2 separate regions of the Homo sapiens genome follow, and region 2 is linked to region 1. Evidence: chromatin loops called from intact Hi-C (ENCODE). Cell type or tissue: upper lobe of right lung. All regions are shown on one strand. Links, peaks and the distances in the headings refer to the core of each region. The heading gives the core; the rest is flanking DNA. Region 1 overlaps TAFA3 (TAFA chemokine like family member 3). Region 2 overlaps LINC01357 (long intergenic non-protein coding RNA 1357).

The links. Peaks named below come from ENCODE experiments on the same cell type or tissue, not always from the same donor. Only the 100,000 strongest peaks of a DNase experiment are listed, where the experiment ranks them.
Region 2: it touches region 1 in a loop (4-fold over the local background); 39 of 110 quality-filtered maps call a loop at or near these places.

The regions. Positions count from the first base shown.
Region 1 is chr1:112,719,583-112,729,645 of GRCh38, forward strand. TAFA3 (TAFA chemokine like family member 3) reads left to right here. Exons shown (of 6, transcript NM_182759.3): 2 at 995-1,052; 3 at 2,651-2,766; 4 at 3,434-3,583; 5 at 4,431-4,555; 6 at 7,047-7,653. The coding sequence starts at 2,652. The coding sequence ends at 7,058. Among named protein-coding and RNA genes, the nearest start is that of TAFA3, 5.7 kb to the left of the region's middle. RefSeq lists a silencer at 4,262-4,466. In upper lobe of right lung, for the core only: no CTCF peak of the experiment used is centred there; a DNase peak (open chromatin) is centred at 3,817; H3K4me3 peaks cover 443 bases.
Region 2 is chr1:112,869,469-112,879,493 of GRCh38, forward strand. LINC01357 (long intergenic non-protein coding RNA 1357) reads left to right here. Exons shown (of 2, transcript NR_189282.1): 2 at 8,262-8,403. Among named protein-coding and RNA genes, the nearest start is that of MIR11399, 7.6 kb to the right of the region's middle. RefSeq lists a silencer at 1-173 and an enhancer at 8,787-9,384. In upper lobe of right lung, for the core only: no CTCF peak of the experiment used is centred there; no DNase peak of the experiment used is centred there.

The sequences.
Region 1 (10,063 bases), core at 1-8,000:
CCAAATGAACACCCCCACCCCTCTGCTCCCCACCCCACCAAGGTCTTTTGGGCCTTGGGGTTCCTAGGAGAGATGCCTGAGTTGGATTGGAGGATGTTGCAGCTCAGAGGGAAATAGGATCACCTGAGAGAAGACAAAGCTGCATTTGTGATGGTCAAAAGGAGGGTTCCTGGAGGGCAGGGAGAAGAGATCTCTACTCAGGAAAGAGGCACATCTAGAAGAGTGGGAAGCTCAGCCCAGGGAGCACACCCATCCCCTGGGAACTGGCACCTCTTCTCTGTGTTCCTCCAGATTCCCCTTATGCTCTCGCTCCTAGGAGCTAGGACTCAGGGGTCTCTGTCCTTCCGGGGCCCCACCATCCTATATGTTTCAGTTCTGCCTCCCTTTAGAGAGGTGAGGGAAGAGAGGTTCTTAGGGAGAAATGGAAAGCTATTGGAGGCTGTGGCCTTCAAAGGCTCAGGGACCTGGAGTGTCCCCATTCCAGCCCTCTGGTGTGGGAATGGGGGCAAGGGATGCTAAGCCAAGCCAGCTCCATGTGAGTCCAGGAAGCAGGTGCCATAGTGGGTAGGAGGTGGAAGCAAAGAGGATCAGGGCCTCAGGTATCTCCCACGTGCCTCTTCCAGCAGGAATCTGTCAGGTTCTGCTCCTTCCTTGACCCTCAGCTCCCTCCCAAGGCCAGAGAGATGACAGCTGTGATTCTTAGACCCCTCCCTACCATCACCCTGCTTCACTCTTGGGATAGAGAAACTCCCTCAGGCCACCCTTCTCAGGCTCACCACCCTGTGTGATCCCAGAGTCTGCAAGAGCCCCTCCAGATTCCCAGGCCAGAAGAGACTGTCCCTGCCCTGGCACCTGAGAACAGCTTCAGAATTGGGCTGAACTTCAGTGCCCAGCCCACCCCCTTGCCCTCTCCCAGGTTCTCCTTCACCCCCTGCAGAGCCATCGGCTCCCTCTATCCTTTGCAACCCCCTATGAATCTTTCCTACTTGTCCAGGTGGAGTGAGTCTGAGGACAGCAGATGAACAGACAGAAACTGAAAGATCCCCAAAAAGGTAAGTGGGGAGACATTGAAGATGGGGAGTAGCGGGGGTGGACAGAGATCAAGTACCCTATCTGAGGAGCAACTGGGTCCTAGCAGTTGGTTTGGCCTCTGGTATTCCCAAAGCTGCACTGGCACTTGTGGGGGCCCAGCAGTGGTCCAGGCTCACCCCTGAGCTTTTGGCCTTGCTGCATCCTGGGACTTCTCCTGCTCCCTTCAATGGCTGGGCAGCTCCTAGCTACTCTGTGCCTCTTGCTTCCTTAGGATTCCCTCCATTTCCAGCCTACCCTTCAGGGTAGCTTTGGGAGGCCCAAACCATCAACGATGAAAGAGGAAAAGGAAAGGGGAAGAGAACAGAGGCAAGGTGGTGCAGTGGGCAGAGGGCAGGCTTCTAGGCTCTGAACTCTTCCACCCACATGCTGCCTGGCCTTGGGCAAGTCATTTGACTTCTGTTAGCCTCGGTTTCACCTCTTCCTTTTTAAATTTAAATTCTGTTTAAATTGAAGTGCTACTGCATTCCCGTGGTTGGCAGCTCAAAAAGCAAGAAATAAATCAGGAGAAAAAGTCTCTCTTCTACCTCCATCTCCCAACCAACCAGTTTCCCTTTTGGATGGCAAACAATATTACTAGTTTTAAAATATATTTTTCAAAGCTAGTTTATGCATATCTGAGCAACATAGATAATCCTTCCTTTATACACATTTTATTTTATTTATTTTTGAGCTAGGGTCTCACTCTGTTGCCCAGGCTGGAGTGCAGTAGCACAGTCATAGATCACTGCAGCCTCAAACTCCTGATCCTCTCACCTCAGCCTCTGGAGTAGCTGGGACTATAGGTGTGCACCACCATGCCTGACTAATTTTTTAATTTTTTGTAGAGATGGGGTCTTGCTATGTTGCCTAGGCTGGTCTCGAACTTCTGGCCTCAAGTGATCCTCCTGCCTTGGCCTCCCAAAGTGCTGGAATTAGAGGCATGAACCACCACTCCTGGCCTGCCTTATACACATCGTATACACACCATTCTACACTTTGCTTTTTTTCCCCCTTAACAGTGGATTATCACTGGAGATCACTGCATGTGTCAGGACATAAAGCAATTCCCCATTGGTTTTTTTACAGCTATCTGGATGGGACTGCATTTGTACAGACTCTTTACGATGTATTCAGCCAGTCTTTTACTGATGGTTGTTTAGGTTATGTCCTAGCTTTTTGAGCTTTGGTTTTCTCATCTGTAAAACAGGTAATAATAATGTTGCTTTGTAGGACAGTTGTGAAGAATTCAAGAGTGTGCATGTGAAGTGCTGGAACCAAGCACTCAAAGAGTAGGAGTCAGTATTATTGTCCCTCCCATGTCACGACCCTCCATGGGCCCATAGCTAGTTCATCCTCCAAGATGCCTCTTAAATGTTGTCTCCTCCAAAGGCTCTCCTTTTCTTCCTGCAGCACTCACTACTGCCTGCATGACTCTGTGCCAGGTCGAAAGATGCCTGGGGACAAGGTGTGCCTCCTCCCCATCTTTGTGCCTCCCAGAGTGTGTGGCACAGAGAAGGTGCCCAGGTGCACAGGGGAGCTTCTGCCTGGAGCTGAGCAGAATGTGTGCTTCTCTCCGCAGGATGAGTGAGAGGGTCGAGCGGAACTGGAGCACGGGCGGCTGGCTGCTGGCACTGTGCCTGGCCTGGCTGTGGACCCACCTGACCTTGGCTGCCTTGCAGCCTCCCACTGCCACAGGTTTGGAGGAGGTGGCAGGGCCCGGGGAGGGAGTTTCCCAGGACACCTGGGGAGCTGGACACCACTCCACCGTGTTCCATAGCAGGCAGGTCTCCCAGGCAGAGTAAAATCCAGAGATTCTAGGGGTTCCGGCTCCTCCTCTGCTCTTTACCCAGGAATCTCTGCCCACCCCAGCTGTCCCGCCCCAGAGAAGGTCTGGGCAGACCCTTTGCTCACCTCTCCTTCCAGGCTGGAAGGTGTTCTGTAGTGAGAGAGGCCCTCGGGTGAGGGCTTATCTCTAGCCTCCTGGCCTAATTCTATGGTTTTCCTTCTGGGATGGCTAAAGCCTGTGTAAGCGGATGATCCTCCCCACGCATTGTAAGCCCTGGGGCCCTTGCCCTCACCCTGAGGAAGCTGGGGAGGCGGGGCTGGTGCGGGACTCTGTCTTCTGCCCAGGGGCCGTGCTCTGCCAAAGGGTGAAGAGCACAGGCCTCACAGGGGAGGGAGGAAGAATAGGAGCTCTGTGAAGCGGCGGGAAGATTTCATCCACTTCCTCCTCCCCTGCCACTGGCAGTCTCTTCCATAGCCCTCCCTGCAGCAGGGAGGAGGGGCTGGAGGCCAGCCCGGGTGGGCGGGAGGGAGCGGGGTCGGGCGTGTTGGGCGTCTGATCCTGGGCGGCTCCCCTCAGTGCTTGTGCAGCAGGGCACCTGCGAGGTGATTGCGGCTCACCGCTGCTGCAACCGGAACCGCATCGAGGAGCGCTCCCAGACGGTGAAATGCTCCTGTTTTTCTGGCCAGGTGGCCGGCACCACGCGGGCAAAGCCCTCCTGCGTGGACGGTGAGTGAGAGGCCAGGACCCGGGCAGGGCCCTGAGCAGAGCCATAAGGAGGCCTGTTCAGGCCTCGCCATCTGCTGGGGATACAATTTCATACCCGTCTCAGGGCTTTCATGAGCAGTCTCAAATGGTGGGGCCCCCTCTGGGAGAAGAGGGCAGACGTGGCCATCCCTGTGTCATAGATGAGAAAAGCTCTTGTTATGCGCACAGCCTCCCACACTCACGTGCCCTCTGCCTGTTGCACACACAGGAGCGTTCCCTCACACAGCCCCACTCCTCTCCCCACACACTTCCTCCAGCTCCTTCCCCTGCTGCTCCTTCCCCTGGCTGTCTCAGCCTACTCTCCTCTCCTTCTCAGCCCTTCTCTCACACTTTCCTATGTGGACACGTGTGATCCTTCACACCCACACTCATTACCCTAACACTCATTTGGCACCCCATACACATGCCCACTGTGTCACGCGCATACCAGCTATGCCAGCTATGCACTCCTGGTCTGTAGACCCCTCCAGACGACTCACACCCTTGCTCACACACCACAGAGGGAGTATACTGGTTGTGCATCGATGCTAGTGACATGGTCACCTTAGAGACATTTTTGCCTGCCTTCACCCGTCACTGTCTGGGGAGATGCAGGGATCGGTGGGATTAAAGTTGAGAGGGTTACGTCCCCAGGCCTCAGGCTGAGTACTGCCTCTCTGGGCAGCCTGGAGTAGGGGAAAGACAAGGGAAATGCATGGCTCAAGGCCAGGGGTGTGTGGAAACGTGCACCTCATTCGCAGACCTGCTCTTGGCTGCCCACTGTGCTCGTAGAGACCCTAGAGCTGCACTCCGCCTCCTGCTCCCACAGCCTCCATCGTCCTGCAGAGATGGTGGTGTCAGATGGAGCCCTGCCTGCCGGGGGAGGAGTGTAAGGTGCTCCCGGACCTGTCGGGATGGAGCTGCAGCAGTGGACACAAAGTCAAAACCACCAAGGTACCCTGGGTGGGCACCTCATCCCACCCTCCCCTTCCCTCTCTACCAAGGGCAGAAAAGGGGGCACAGGAGCCTTGGAGGTCTAGGATGTCAGTGTCCCAAGGTGAGATCGTGAACCATGAAATTCACAGACAGTCCTCTCAGGTCTGTTCTCACTGGGGACTGGAGTTAGGGGGGTCAGGACTTGAAATCCAGTGTGTCCTGGGAAGATTCTTGATGTCCATATACGCTGGTTTCCTCCTGTCTGCCTGGAATTAGTTTGCCTCCAGAAAATATCAGGCCTATAAAAACATAGTCCATGGAATACTATGCAGCCATAAAAAATGATGAGTTCATGTCCTTTGTAGGGACATGGATGAAATTGGAAATCATCATTCTCAGTAAACTATCGCAAGAACAAAAAACCAAACACCGCATATTCTCACTCATAGGTGGGAACTGAACAATGAGATCACATGGACACAGGAAGGGGAATATCACACTCTGGGGACTGTGGTGGGGTGGGGGGAGGGGGGAGGGGTAGCATTGGGAGATATACCTAATGCTAGATGACGAGTTAGTGGGTGCAGCGCACCAGCATGGCACATGTATACATATGTAACTAACCTGCACAATGTGCACATGTACCCTAAAACGTAAAGTATAATTTAAAAAAAAAAAAACAACATATTAGAGCAGCAAAAAAAAAAAAAAAAAAAAAAAAGAGCTTAAAACAGAACTACCATTCAACCCAGCCATCCTATTACTGGTATATACCCAAAGGAAAATAAATCATTTTGCCAAAAAGACACATGCACTTGTATGTTCATCAAAGCAGTATTCATAATAGCAAGGGCATATAATCAGTCTAGGTGCCAATCAACATTGAATAGGATAAAGAAAATGTGGCACTTATATACCATAGAATACTACACAGCCATAAAAAAAATAATGTTTTCTGTAACACCCTGGTTGCAGCTGAAGGCCATGATCCTAAGGGACTTAGCATGGCAACGGAAAATCAAATACCACATGTTCTCACTTCTGAGAGCTAAACATTGGGTACACATGGACATAAAGATGGGAACAGTGGACGATGGTGACTACCAGAGCAGTGAGAGAGGGAGGGGAGCAAGGGCTGAAAAACTACCTATTGGGTCCTATGCTTACTACATGGGTAATGAGATCAATGGCACTCCAAACCTCAGTGTCATGCAATATACTCATGTAACAAACCTGCACATGTAATCCCTGAATCTAAAATAAAAGTTGAAATATTAAAAAAAAAAAAAAAAAAAACATAGTCGAGAATGGGAAAAATTATAAGATAATTGAGGGAGGAATTGCTACTTCTACCTGAGCTCCAGGTACAGTAGTCACTCTGTCACTCACCTCTGCCGTGACCATCCCCCACCCCCACCCCATTCCCACTGTTGTTGACTCCCTACAGTTCATACCTACCCTCCTCTAGTCAGATTTCTCTGTCCACTGTCACAGCACCCAAGAGGATTATTATTTTCATGGTTTGCTGCCTGCTCCACAGAACAAGGGGTAATTAAATTTTTTATCAAACTCGTTAGCAGCTCCATGTGTGTCATGGCTAATCAGCCGCATTGCTCTGCCGTCACCATTGGTACAGAAGAGTGACACTGCAGGGCAAGCCAGGGTTCTGCCTTTGGCTTTCCTTCCCTCCCACCACACACAGCAAACAAGCAAACACATAAGAAAATAGAGAAGGAGGGCTGGGTGCGGTGGCTCATGCCTGTAATCCCAGCACTTTGGGAGACAGAGGTGGGTGAATCAAGAGGTCAGGAGTTCAAGACCAACCTGGTCAACATGGTGAAAACCCGTCTCTACTAAAAATACAAAAATTAGCTGGGCATAATGGCACACGCCTGTAATCCCAGCTACTTGGGAGGCTGAGGCAGGAGAATTGCTTGAACCTAGGAGGCAGAAGTTGCGGTAAGCAGAGATCATGCCACTGCACTCCAGTCTGGGCGACAGAGTGAGACTCCATCTCAAAAAAAGAAAAAAAGAAAAAAAAATAGAGAAGGAAAGGCAGCCTTTGGCTTCTGAAGAGAGCAACCATTTTCACAGAGCACACAACAAAAGGAGCTACAGCAAGAAAAAGTTTGGCTCTAAAGTAGAGCATCCTCTCTCTATCCGGAGGCAGGGATGAGGGACAGCCATTCTGAGTATATTTAAGATCAGAAGAGAATGAGACCCACTACAGAGCTTGTGACATTTGTCACCATGTTATAGGTTTGGGTTTGTGGCCTGTAAGGAAGTGCTTGCAATTTGGGTAGCTACTCTGAAGCAAACAGTGGGGAGGCTTGTCTGACGTATGTTTGCATGGGTCACCAGGCCATGCTTTCCCATTCCGGCCTGCTTTAGGGTGAGAGGATTGGCAGCAATGTCCTCTAAGTGACCTGCATATTCTGGGTAGTCTCTGGCATGCTGGAATGGAATAGGCATTCCCTTCTCTAACCTTACCCTCTCGCTTCTTCACCAGGTCACACGATAGCTCTTGGGGGTCACGGCCTGGACAAGAAAGGCTTGACTGAGCCGTGAACTGAAGAATGGTATCCAGTCATCAGCCAGGAAAGATGGGGATTCACTTACATGCCTCATGTCAAATGCAGCATCAGTCTTTCCGGGGCATTTCAGTTAAGCTGCTCAGCAGATATGGATGGATCTGCAATCACATACCTAATGTGGAGCTGGGCTTTTCTGGAGACACGAAGGTCAACACACAATTCCTGCCCTTAAGGAATGTCCAGTTGAATTGGAGAGTTGATGACAGACAATTTAGATAATTTAGGTTAAAGTACTTGATACCAGACTGCGGCTTCTGGGCCACATGCTATGGCATGATGGGGGTTTGGGAATGAGATTCCCACAGTTCTTCAGATACCCTGTGGCCACAGGGCATAGAAACAAGAGGTCACATTCAGCACCCACCACCTCCCTCTTTCGCATCAGTTCTGAATCCCCAGCAAGCTGTTAACATGTTGCAGGAAAACACTCTCCCCTTATGCCAGACCAGCAGTATCTCATTTGGATGGGATTGGATTGACTTGCGGAAGGAAAGTAAAAATAAAGCCAAATAACTTCCCAAATCTTTGGCACAGGTATGGGCCATTCATTGGGTATGGGATGGACAGGACTTTAAAATCATCTCCATCCAAGCACCTCAGGTTTTTGTTTGTTTGCTTATTTTAACAGATGAGGAAGCAGCTCCAGAGAGGTGAGGCAGTTTGCCCAAGATCTCATAGCCTGGGCTCCCAGACCTCTAAGACTGATGACTTTCCACTAGCCTGAATAATAGGATTCCAACGTAGGCCTCCCATGTTAATTTTATGTCAAGTTACTGGAACCAGCAAAGTACAGGCTGGACAGCAGCAACATTTTTCTTGGGAGATGCTAGAGCAGAGACTTTTACTAAGGTCACTGTTCTCCTGTCTGAAATAATCCAGAATATCCACACACCGGGATGTGGGACCATCTGGTCTCCACTCTACTCTCATCCTCCAAATTTCAAGCAGGCCTTATGACACCCAGAGGTCACTCAACTCAGTTACAGCTGGGGCTCAGCTGGCATCTCCATTGCCCACTCTGACCCATCTCTTCTGGGGTCTTTGGGCTATGATTCTCAGAAGGTCTGGCTCCAGGAGAAATTCTGGGTGGGATGTAGAACTGGTTAGAGTCTTCTCTTTTCAAAGGCCCCTGCTGGGCAGCAGGGGTGGAAGGCTAGAGCCTCCGTTTAGAATTAAAGGTCAGTGCAGTCAGGCTGACACTAGATGGCTCAGGGATGACACATAGGCTTCAGGGACTCAGAGGCATGGGCTACTTAGATATCTCATCAGTAAGAGAATTGCAGCCTCTGAGACTGTGGGTGTTGAGATCACCAAGGCCTTAGGGAGGGGGGTGTCAGTAGAGACCCACCTGGACGATGCTGAATTCTGACCCTCAGAAAGACAAATCAGATGATAGTTTGTGGCTGAGTCTCAGCTTCTCCCTCCCTCCCTGCTCAGTAGAACCAAGACTGATATTCCCCTTTTCTTGCCCTACTCCAGTTTATTTTCTTGTTTTTGACAATGGGGTGAACAATGGTGCCAGCTTCTTACTAGAGTGTAAATATCAGAACTCACAACTCAGAATCTCTGCCGATGGTGGGCTCATGGGGTGGGGTAGGTAGGGAGTTGGTCAAAGATCGTCCCCTCTCCCCTCTCCCCTCTCCCCTCTCCCCTCTCCCCTCTCCCCTCTCCCCTCTTCCCTCTTCCCTCTTCCCTCTCCTGCCATGATCTCAGCTCGCTGCAACCTCCCTGCCTCGGACTCCCGTGATTGGCCTGCCGAGTGCCTGGGATTGCAGGCACGCGCCGCCACACCTGACTGGTTTTTGTATTTTTGGTGGAGACGGGGTTTCGCCGTGTTGACTGGGCTAGTCTCCAGCTCCTGACCTCGAGTGATCTGCCCGCCTTGGCCTCCCGAGGTGCTGGGATTGCAGACGGAGTCTCGCTCACTCAGTGCTCAATGTTGCCCAGGCTGGAGTGCAGTGGCGTGATCTCGGCTCGCTACAACCTTCACCTCCCAGCCGCCTGGCTTGGCCTCCCAAAGTGCTAAGATTACAGCCTCTGCCTGGCCGCCACCCCATCTGGGAAGTGAGGAGCGCCTCTGCCCGGCCGCCGCCCCGTCTAGGAAGTGAGGAGCGCCTCTGCCTGGCCGCTGTGCAATCTTCCAAGTGTGAAGTGACAGCCTTTCTGCAGGTGTACCCAACAGCTCCGAAGAGACAGTGACCATCGAGAACAGGCCATGATGACGATGGCGGTTTTGTCGAAAAGAAAAGGGGGAAATGTTGGGAAAAGAAAGAGAGGTCAGATTGTTACTGTGTCTGTGTAGAAAGAAGTAGACATAGGAGACTCCATTTTGTTCTGTACTAAGTAAAATTCTTCTGCCTTGGGATGCTGTTAATCTATAACCTTACCCCCAACCCTGTGCTCTCTGAAACATGTGCTGTGTCAACTCAGGGTTAAATGGATTAAGGGCGGTGCAAGATGTGCTTTGTTAAACAGATGCTTGAAGGCAGCATGCTCTTTTAAGAGTCATCACAACTCCCTAATCTTAAGTACCCAGGGACACAAACACTGCAGAAGGAAAGCCGCAGGGACCTCTGCCTAGGAAAACCAGAGACCTTTGTTCACATGTTTATCTGCTGACCTTCTCTCCACTATTTTCCTATGACCCTGCCACATCCCCCTCTCCGAGAAACACCCAAGAATGATCAATAAATACTAAAATAAATAAATAAATAAATAAAATAAAATAGTGGCTAGACAGAAAAAAAAAAAGAAGAAGATCGTCATTACCTCCTTTAAGGTTGGAGGATGGAGGGTGGGGATGGATTAAGGGATTGGCAAACATTTTCTGGAAAAGGCCAGATAGTAAATATTTCAAGCTTGGCAGCTCACATACAGTCTCTGTTGCATACTCTTTGTTTTTATTGTTGATTTTTTGTTTGTTTGTTTGTTT
Region 2 (10,025 bases), core at 2,026-10,025, 150 kb after region 1:
GTGTTAACAATAATTACATGCCAGGCTTTAGATAAAAGTATAGATTAAGCATTAGTCAGGTTGTCCTATGACTCATTTCCCTATAGCCTCTTATGGACCATGTAGGCCAGGACATAAACCATGAATTTACTTATTGTTCTTGTAGATAGGAACTTTGACTTTAGGAGCCTTACAACTTTTCATTTGAGATGTTTTTCAGAACTAACGCCAATGAGTCCAAAGACCACACCAAGGAACCAAGTCGGTCTGAGAATGCAGTTTCTTCAGCTGGGCGCGGTAGCTCACGCCTGTAATCCCAACACTTTGGGAGGCCAAGGCGGGCAGATCATGAGGTCAGGAGTTCGATACCAGCCTGGCCAACATGGTGAAACCCCGTCTCCCCTAAAAATACAAAAATTAGCTGGGCGTGGTGGTGTGCACTTGTAATCCCAGCTACTGGGGAGGCTGAGGCAGGAGAACGGCTTGAACCCAGGAGGCAGAGGTTGCAGTGAGCTAAGATCGTGTCACTGCACTCCAGCCTGGGTGACAAACAAGAATCTGTCTCAAAAAAAAAAAAATGCAGTTTCTTCACCTCCATCCTATGACATCACCCTTCACTCTTTGAACAATCGACACCTTGGCCCACTACTCGTCCAAACCCCTTAAGGTCTCTAGACCCAAACTCTTTGAAGAGGTGGTTTTGAGGTTTCTTCTCATCTCATTTGGTGGCCTTACAATTAAACCTCTTTCTCTGCTGCAACCTGGAGTCTTGGTGCATTGACTTTCTGCATATCAGGCAACACACCCAGCACAATCACCCCTGCACATGCTGTTTGTCCATTCAGTTCTTCAGCTTGAATTCTTTTTTTTTGAGATGGAGTTTCACTCTTGTTGCCCAGGCTGGAGTGCAATGGTGTGATCTTGGCTCACCGCAACCTCTGTCTACCGAGTTCAAGTGTTCTCCTGCTTCAGCCTCCTGCGTAGCTGGGATTACCGGCATGCGCCACCACGCTCAGCTAATTTTGTATTTTTAGTAGAGACGGTGTTTCTCCATGTTGGTCAGGCTGGTCTTGAACTCCCGACCTCAGGTGATCCACCCGCCTCAGCCTCCCAAAGTGCTGGGATTATAGGCGTGAGCCACCATGCCCAGCCGAATTATTTCACATGTCAAGGCACCATATTTTAGGGTAGTGCATCCTGCACTCCATCTGGAACACATGCCACATCCCTTCTGCTACATTCTACTGGTCAAAGCATCCCTTTTGCTACATGCCACTAGTCAAAGCAAGTTACAAAAGCAGGCCAGATCCAAAGGTTGAGGAAACAGAACCCCACCTCTGAGAAGCAGCAAATAATTTGTGACCATGTTTAATCTACCATAAAGAATTTGGCCAGGATCAGAGATGGTTGCCCACACTTTTGTCCTTTCTCTTACTGAACTGGAGTTTTGAAGAGGCCATCACGCGGTCTACCCCCTTTAGAAGGAGATCTGCAAAAGCTTTAAATGTTTGCCCTGAGCTCTCAGTTTCTCTGGTTTTTCCTTTTCCCATCTCTCTCTCTCTCTCTCTCTCTCTGAGCCCCACCCCACTTTCCCTGCTGCCCCATCCTCTGTAATTCAGCTACAGCCAAGCTGTAGCTTTTCCTGTCTAGCCCTACCCAACTCAGGGACCCATTCTTCTCCCCATTTCAAGCCCCATAGGCCTCCTCAACTCTCCCTGGAAAGGAGAAACCGGCTCAAAGTGAGTTGAGTGGAGAATTGGGAAAGCTCTTTGAGACTTCTGGAGTTCCCAGTAGCAAAAGGAAACAGGATAACAAAACAGGGTGAAACCTGAATGATGGCATGGAGGGGCTGGTGGGGGTGCTCACAAGAGGTAGGATGGAAAAGAACTGAAAACAGAAAGTTGCCCTTACCTTCCCGGACTTGAGGGACCTGTGACTCTAGGCAATTGAGGGTAGTTGTCTTGCCAAGGTGATAGCATGTAATAGCCCATAATTACCCATAATGACTTCATGAGGCTCAGCCTAGGTGGGAGCCCAGGCATTTCAAGATAATGTCTTTTCTTCCCTTTGTATTCTGAGTGTGTTAGCTCCCTGCATGGATTGAAAGGTGCTTATTAACACAAGTGCCCTTGTTAATTAGGTTGGTTCTGACTTACGTGCTACTTATTAGATACTCAAGTCAATATGGATAAGTGTCCTGCTTCTGGGCCAGGGACAGAGAAAAAGCCAGAAAACCCACTTCTCCTCAAAAGGTGTCTCTGGTGTCCAGAAAGGACAGAGGATGCTTCATTTTTATGGTGCTGGGATGAGCTGAGGGAAGGGGAGAAGCAGGAGGCAAACCCTGGTGGGGGCGCTGCTGGAAGGAGACAGCTCACAGGACACCACCACCACAAGCTGAGCCTCCACTTTCCCATCTGTGATGTGGGGTTTAGAACCAGAGTATTGGCATGAGAAAGGATTAGAGATGAATGCCCACTTTTGTCCTTGTAAGAAAAAATTGTGGAACTTTGAAATTAAGTAGGAGTCCTGGCCTAAATAGTTCATCCTTCTAGATTATCTCTTTCTTTATCTCTTCCTAGTTTGTCTTTTTTTTTTTTTTTTTTTTTTTTTTTTTTGAGACGGAGTCTCACTCTTGTCGCCCAGGCTGGAGTGCAATGGCGTGATCTCGGCTCACCACAACCTCTGCCTCCCAAGTTCAAGCGATTCTCCTGCCTCAGCCTCCCAAGTAGCTGGGATTACAGGCGCCTGCCACCATGCCCAGCAAATTTTTGTATTTTTAGTAGAGACGGGGTTTCACCATGTTGGCTAGGCTGGTATCAAACTCCCGACCTCGAGTGATCTGCCCACCTTGGCCTCCCAAAGTGCTGGGATTACAGGCGTGAGCCACCACACCCGGCCCCTAGCTTTTCTTTGATTAGGATATTTTACCACTCTGTAGAGATAACAGTTGACTTGTAAAAATCTGGTAGTAAGACAGTTTCCTTCTAAAGAAATGCAAATTGCATCAATTGTACAGTGAAATGCAGTTGATTCTATTCCTTTGGTATGATAGGGTTCACGACATACTACTCCAAAATGTGGCACCTCGGCATTCGAGAAAACAAGAGAAGCTGGGAGGTTTCTCTGGCCTTCTCCCACTGTTCTCCCACTGTTCTCCCCTGAGGCAGGCCATAAAACTGAATTGAACTTCTCCTGAAGTAGGTCATAAGGCCCTCATTTCAGAGGGGTTCTCTCTATATCTGGAGAAAAGGAATAAAGACACAGAGATGCCAAGAAGAATCTGAACAAACAGGCCTTGCTAAGTTCCCCCAGTTCCCTCCCGCTCCTGTCTCTGACTCCTCTGCCTTTCCCAGAACACAGGGAGAGGCTTTCTCTGAAGTTCCCTTATCTGACCAAGGGAAGTTTCTTCAGAAGGAATGCAGTTGTCTTGGGCCCTCTCCCTACAATCTCATTAAACAGAGAAGATTAACTCACAGGAAAGGAGACTGGAGTTGACACCAAACCCAGAGCCCAGACGAACTTTGTGACACGATATTGCCTGTTCTTTGGGCCCATTCATTCCCCCTAAGAATCGTTTACTCTTTCTCTAAAATTGCCTAGAGCCCCCACCTCCCTTACTGCTATGAAGAGGGCATTTAAGCTTCAGCTATCTGGCCCTTTGAGTTTACTTTGTGTGACTCTCATTTGTGTAACTCTCTTGCACTTGCATATTAATGAATTCATCAGCCTTTTCTCCTGTTAATCTGCCTGTTGTCCATTTATTTCAGCAGATGCTATTATCAAACTTTCAGAGGGGAAGTGTAAACTTTCCTGCAATACACTTTTGGCTTTTGATCATACTTCTGCATGACTGCCCATAAAAATACACAGATTTTTCAGTTCTTTTGGGTCTTTGTTTCTGAAGGCTCCTGTGTTAAATAAAATTTAAACTTTGGTTAAATAAAACTTTGGTTAAATAAAGATGTATGTTTTTATCTTGCTGATCTGTCTTTTGTTATAGGGGTCACTGCCATGAACCTTGCAAAGATTAGGGAAAAGATAATACTTTATCACACATAAATATTGACCAGTTTTTTCAGTTCTTCGAGTTTTGCATCCACTTGTAAATGCATCTCAACATTCTTTATCTGACTCTAAACTTGATAGTTTTCTTTAAAATGGACTATAATATTCAAATTATATTAATGAGGGTTTCCTTATTAATTAATGAATTAAATGTTTTGCATTTTATATCTGTGTAACAGTATATCCTTTTAAAATATTAATCTTGTGGCCGGGTGTGGTGGTTCATGCCTATAATCCCAACACTTTGGGGGGCCAAGGCAGGCAGATCGCTCGAGCTCAGGAGTTCGAGACCAGCCTGGGCAACATGGTGAAACCCTGTCTCTACCAAAAAGTACAAAAAAAAAAAAAATTAGCCAGACGTGGTGTCACAAGCCTCTAGTCCCAGCTACTCAGGAGGCTGAGGTGAGAGGATCACCTGAGCCCAGGACGCGGAGGTTGCAGTGAGCCAAGATCATGCCACTGCACTCCAGTCTGGGTGACAGAGCAAGACCCCTCTCAAAAAAAAAAAAAATTACTCATTTAACATTCTACAGAAGAAGAAAAGTAGGCCCCAAGAGGAGGTGGGACTTACCTGAGATCACACAGCTCATCTGTCCCAAAGCATGACTAGAAGAAGCCAGGCCTCCTTTGGCTTCTTTAAGTTCAGTAATCACTAAGGTACCTCACAGGATTGTCTTCAGAACCAGAAGGTGGAAGAGAGAAGAGAAAGTGGTGTGAAAGTGAATGACGCCAAGCAGAGGGGAGGGCTTCCTCTCTGGGCTGTGGTGGCTCATGAGGTCCTGGGCTCCAGGCCTCATAAGGCAGTGATGTGAGCACGGCTAGGGGTGTCAGCCTCTTGAGTTTCCTTAGCTGCCCTGCTTCCCTCACAGGGCCCTGGGGTGAGGGGTGAGGTGAGAGAGGAGGCCTGTGAAAGTGCTGTGGTGGTTTTTAAAATATGCCCACAAATTCTTTGATATTCCTCCCTTCAAGAGGTGGAGCCTTGGCCGGGCACGGTGGCTCATGCCTGTAATCCCAGCACTTTGGGAGGCCAAGGCGGGCAGATCATCTGAGGTCGGGAGTTAAAGACCAGCCTGACCAACATGGAGAAACTCTGTCTCTACTAAAAATACAAAATTATCCGGGCGTGTTGGCACATGTCTGTAATTCCAGCTACTCAGGAGGCGGAGGCAGGAGAATCACTTAAACCCAGGAGGTGGAAGTTGCAGTAAGTCGAGATTGCACCATTGCACTCCAGCCTGGGCAACAAGAGTGAAACTCCGTCTCAAAAAAACAAAGAAAAAAAGAGGTGGAGGCTCAAAAAGGTAGAGCCTAGGCTGGGTGCGGTGGCTCACACCTGTAATCCTAGCACTTATGGGAGGCCGAGGTGGGTGGATCACCTGAGATCAGGAGTTTGAGACCAGCCTGGGCAACATGGTGAAACCCCCTCTCCACTAAAAATATAAAAATTAGCTGGGCATGGTGGCGGGCACCCATAGTCTCAGCTATGCAAGAGGCTGAGCCAGGAGAATAGCTTGAACCCAGGAGGCAGAGGTTGCAGTGAGCTGAGATCATGCCACTGCACTCTAGCCTGGGCAACAGAGCAAGACCCTGTCTCCAAAAAAAAAAAAAAAAAAAATTTAGAGCCTAGAGCCTAGTTCCCCTCAAGGGTTGATTGGATTTAGTGACTCACTTCTTACAAATAGAATAAAATGGAAGTGATGCTCTGTGTGTGTGTGTGTGTGTGTGTGAGAGAGAGAGAGAGAGAGAAAGAGAGAGAGACAGTCATAAAACAGCACTGTGGCTTCCATCTTGGTGATACTCTCTTGGATTTCTTACTCTGGGAGAAGCCAACTGCTCTGAGAATACTCAGGCAGCCCTGTGGAGAGGCCCTTTCTGTGAGGAATTGAGGCCTCCAGCAAGTAGCCATGTGTAGTGAATTCCAGGAGCACGGGGGCTCATGCCTGTAATCCCAGCACTTTGGGAGGCCAAGGTGGGCAGATCATGAGGTCAGGAGTTCGAGACCAGCCTGACCAACATGGTGAAACCCCGTCTCTGCTAAAAACACAAAAAAATTAGCCAGGCATGGTGGCAGGCACCTGTAGTCCCAGCTACTCAGGAGGCTGAGGCATGAGAATAGCTTGAACCTGGGAAGTAGAGGTTGCAGTGAGCCGAGATAGCGCCACTGCACTCCAGCCTGGGCTACAGAACAAGAATCTGTCTCAAAAAAAAAAAAAAAAAAAAGAAAAGAAAGAGAGAAAGAAAAAGGAAAAAAAGAAAGAAAAGAAAAGCTCGATATCACTGATCACTAGAGAAATGCAAATCAAAACCACAATGAAATACCACCTCACACCAGTCATAATGGCTATTATTGAAAAGTCAAAAAATGGCCAGGCACGGTGGCTCACACCCGTAATCCCAGCACTTTGGGAGGCTGAGTGGGTGGATCACGAGGTCAAGAGTTTGAGATTAGCCTGACCAACATGGTGAAACACCGACTCTACTGAAAATACAAAAATTAGCCGGGTGTGGTGGCACACGCCTGGAATCTCAGCTACTCAGGAGGCTGAGGCAGGAGAATTGCTTAAACCTGGGAGGAGAGGTTGCGGTGAGCCGAAATCACGCCATTGCACTCAGCCTGGGCAACAGAGGGAGACTCTGTCTCAAAAAAAAAAGAAAAGAAAAGAAAAGAAAAAAGTCAAAAAATAACACATGCTGGCGAGATTGTATGGAGAATAGGGAAGCCTTATATGATGTTATGATGTTGGTAGGAGTGTAAATTAGTTCAACCATTGTGGAAAGCAGTGTGGCAATTCCTCAAAGAGCTAAAAGCAAAACTATCATTCGACCCAGCAATCTCATTACTGGGTATATACCAAGAGGGAGATAAAGCGTTCTACCATAAAGACACATGCATGTGAATGTTCATTGCAGCACTACTCACAATAGCAAAGACATGGAATCAACCTAAATGCTCACCAGTGACAGACTGGATAAAGAAAATGTGGTACATGTGCACCATGGAATACCATGCAGCCATAAAAAAGAACAAGATTTTTTTGCCAGAATATGAATGGAGCTGGAGGCTATCATTCTTGGCAAAATTATGCAGGAACAGAAAACCAAATACTGCATGTTCTCACCTGTAAGTGGGAACTAAATGATGAGAACTTATGAACACAAGGAAACAACAGTCACTGGTGTCTATTGAGGAGGGAGGTTGGGAAGGAGAAGAACAGCAGAAAAGATAACTATTGAGTACTGGGGGTTAATACCTGGGTGATATATAATAATAGTATGTACAACAAACCCCTGTGACACTCGTTTATCTGTGTAACAAACCTTCACGTGTACCCCCAAACCTAAAATAAAAATTAAAAAAAAAGAAAAAGATATGGCTATGAGGTGGTAATAACATACAACAAGCTTTATTTGGGCCGTGTTTTGACAGGGTTGCCTGCTGAGGAAGCTTTTCACAGCATGAGACCTTCCGCAGGTAATGACTGAGGCCACCAGCTAGAAGAGAAGGAGGGTGGGGGAGATTCTGGGGGACACGGAGATTGGAGCGGATCCTTAGATGTCTAGATGATGCCCTCAGTAGTAGGGTGTGGAGTCTCAGAGTCAGAGAGATCCAAAGGGCAGCTATGGCTGGTGCTTTTTTTTTTTTTTTTTTTTGAGACAGAGTTTCCCTCTATGGCCCAGGCTGGAGTGCAGTGGCGTGATCTTTGCTCACTGCAAGCTCCGTCTCCCAGGTTCATGCCATTCTCCTGCCTCAGCCTCCTGAGTAGCTGGGACTACAGGTGCGTGCCACCACATCCGGCTAATTTTTTGTATTTTTAGTAGAGACGGGGTTTCACCGTGTTAGCCAGGATGGTCTCGATCTCCTAACCTCATGATCCACCAGCCTCAGCCTCCCAAAGTGCTGGGATTACAGTTGTGAGCCACCATGCCCGGCAACTGGGGCCTTTTATAGCACCAGAGTTTATTGTATCTGTGGCTAGTAAATGTGGGATTCTGTTTTGTGGGGTATGCAAAACCGGAAGGCTGTCAATGACTAACGATCTGTTTATTTAGACTATATTTAAAGCAATTGGGTGTATAAAAAATTTGAGCTTGGCACTGGTAAACTTTTGAGGCAATGATACCAGTCTGCTGTGAAGCAATAAAAAATATAGGGCCAATATAGAGTTAATATAACTTTGGCTTATTATGTAACAGCATGTCTGTCTTTGATTCTTTAGGCTCAATCAAACCTTCAATGGCCCCGAAAGACATCTTGATTGAAACCTCATGAGAGACTCTGAGCCAGAAAACCCAGCAACTTAGAACCCAGATACCTGACCATCAGCCACTGTGTGAAATAATAAATGTTTGTTGTTTTAAGCTGCTAGTAATATGAGTGTCTTGAGAAACAAAGCCAGTCGGGCTGCACTTAAGGCTGGCTTTGTGTTCCCTCCAGCCTTTGTCTTCCCCCATCATGACAACTTGTGCTCTTTCTCCCAGGAGGCTGAGGATGCTGCTCTGAAACCAGCCAGGCAAGAACCTCAGTTAGCATCAGCAACAGCTGCTCCTCAATTTGCTTTCTGAATTATTTAGCCCTTCTTTGCTTCTATCCTAAATCCAGACCTTTTAAAATATTAATATTTTAAATATGCCTGGGCCTTGGCTTGGAAGTCTGTATTTCTCTCCTGTCTCTGCCCAAGGCTAGACGTCTTAGAGAAGAGTTATCTCTGCCCTGAATGATTTTCTCTTTGGCTCTGGCTCCTGGAAATTAAATCTGGCTGGGTTCTAACCAAAGAAAGGGAAACCATTTTCACAATGGAATCAAAAGAGTTTCTTTTCTACAAATGCAGCCTTTTACTTGCCCAAGCTCACAGGGCTTGTGTCACAGCTGGTGATCTGAGACCCAGACCCTCTCACCACCTCCCAGCCACCACCACGCCAGAGGGAGACAAAGCTCGCACTGCTGTGAGACGTTCTCTGCTTCCCATGACCGCTGCGTCATTTACTTATCTCTCAGTTCTCCTGCCACCCCGTGAAGTCCCTGAAACCTCTGGGGATGCAGGAGCCCAACACAGCCGACAGACCAGGAGAGGGGTCCTGAGCTCTGCTGTCGTGCAGTGGCTCTCTGCTGGCCTTCATGTCCTTACCTGCAAGTTGAGAGGGTGGCACCATCTCTCAGGGCTGCAGAAGTTGGAGTTTGTGAGTCTGAAACCCCATTTGGCCGTTAGAAAGCCAAGTCGCACAGGTTATAATACACCTCTGACTGGCCCCCAGGACTTGATTCCTCACCCAGGGTTCAATCCTACAACTGGGCTGCGCCTCACTCACCTCCCCAGACTTTATGCCAGGCATAGAGGGAAGTGGGACCTTTATTCTGAGAGCTAAGGGAGGGCTCCTTCCTGCTTCTCAGCCTTCTCAGGAGCCCTTCCCTGGGCACCTTCTTTGCCTGGTGAACTCAGACTTTCCTTCCTTCAGTGCAGAGCCACCCCCTAACTCCTGCCCACCCAGCCTCTCAGAGCAGGGCAGGATGGCCTATCCAATATCCCCTCTCCCTCACCCTTGCATCCTCTCCTGGTCCTTTGGGGCATTCCCCAGATGTGTGAATTTACTATTAATTCTGTCTCCCCTGTTAGTCTGTTAGTTCCAGACAGGGCAGGAAACTATAACCTCTAGGAAGGGCTGTATCTGTGTTTCAACAATTCCTGATTTTCATATCCTGAAGCTTCAGAACCCCTGGAATAATTCCCAAGCAAATCAGCAGCCTCTCCTTCCAGCCAGGAGGCATCACAGCTCCAACGTAGCACAACCCAGCTTGGGGGCTTGGGCTACTGGAAGGGAGGCCACAGGGTCAAGATTAGGCTGGAGATGCCTCAGAAAGTATCTAGAAATGTCTGGTATGACCAGGCTGCAATCAGAAGAGGAGTGTCCAGGCCACTGGGTGACTGTCCTACTATGTCCCAATGGCTCCATCATTCACGGAGCGCTGCAGAACTTCGAATGTG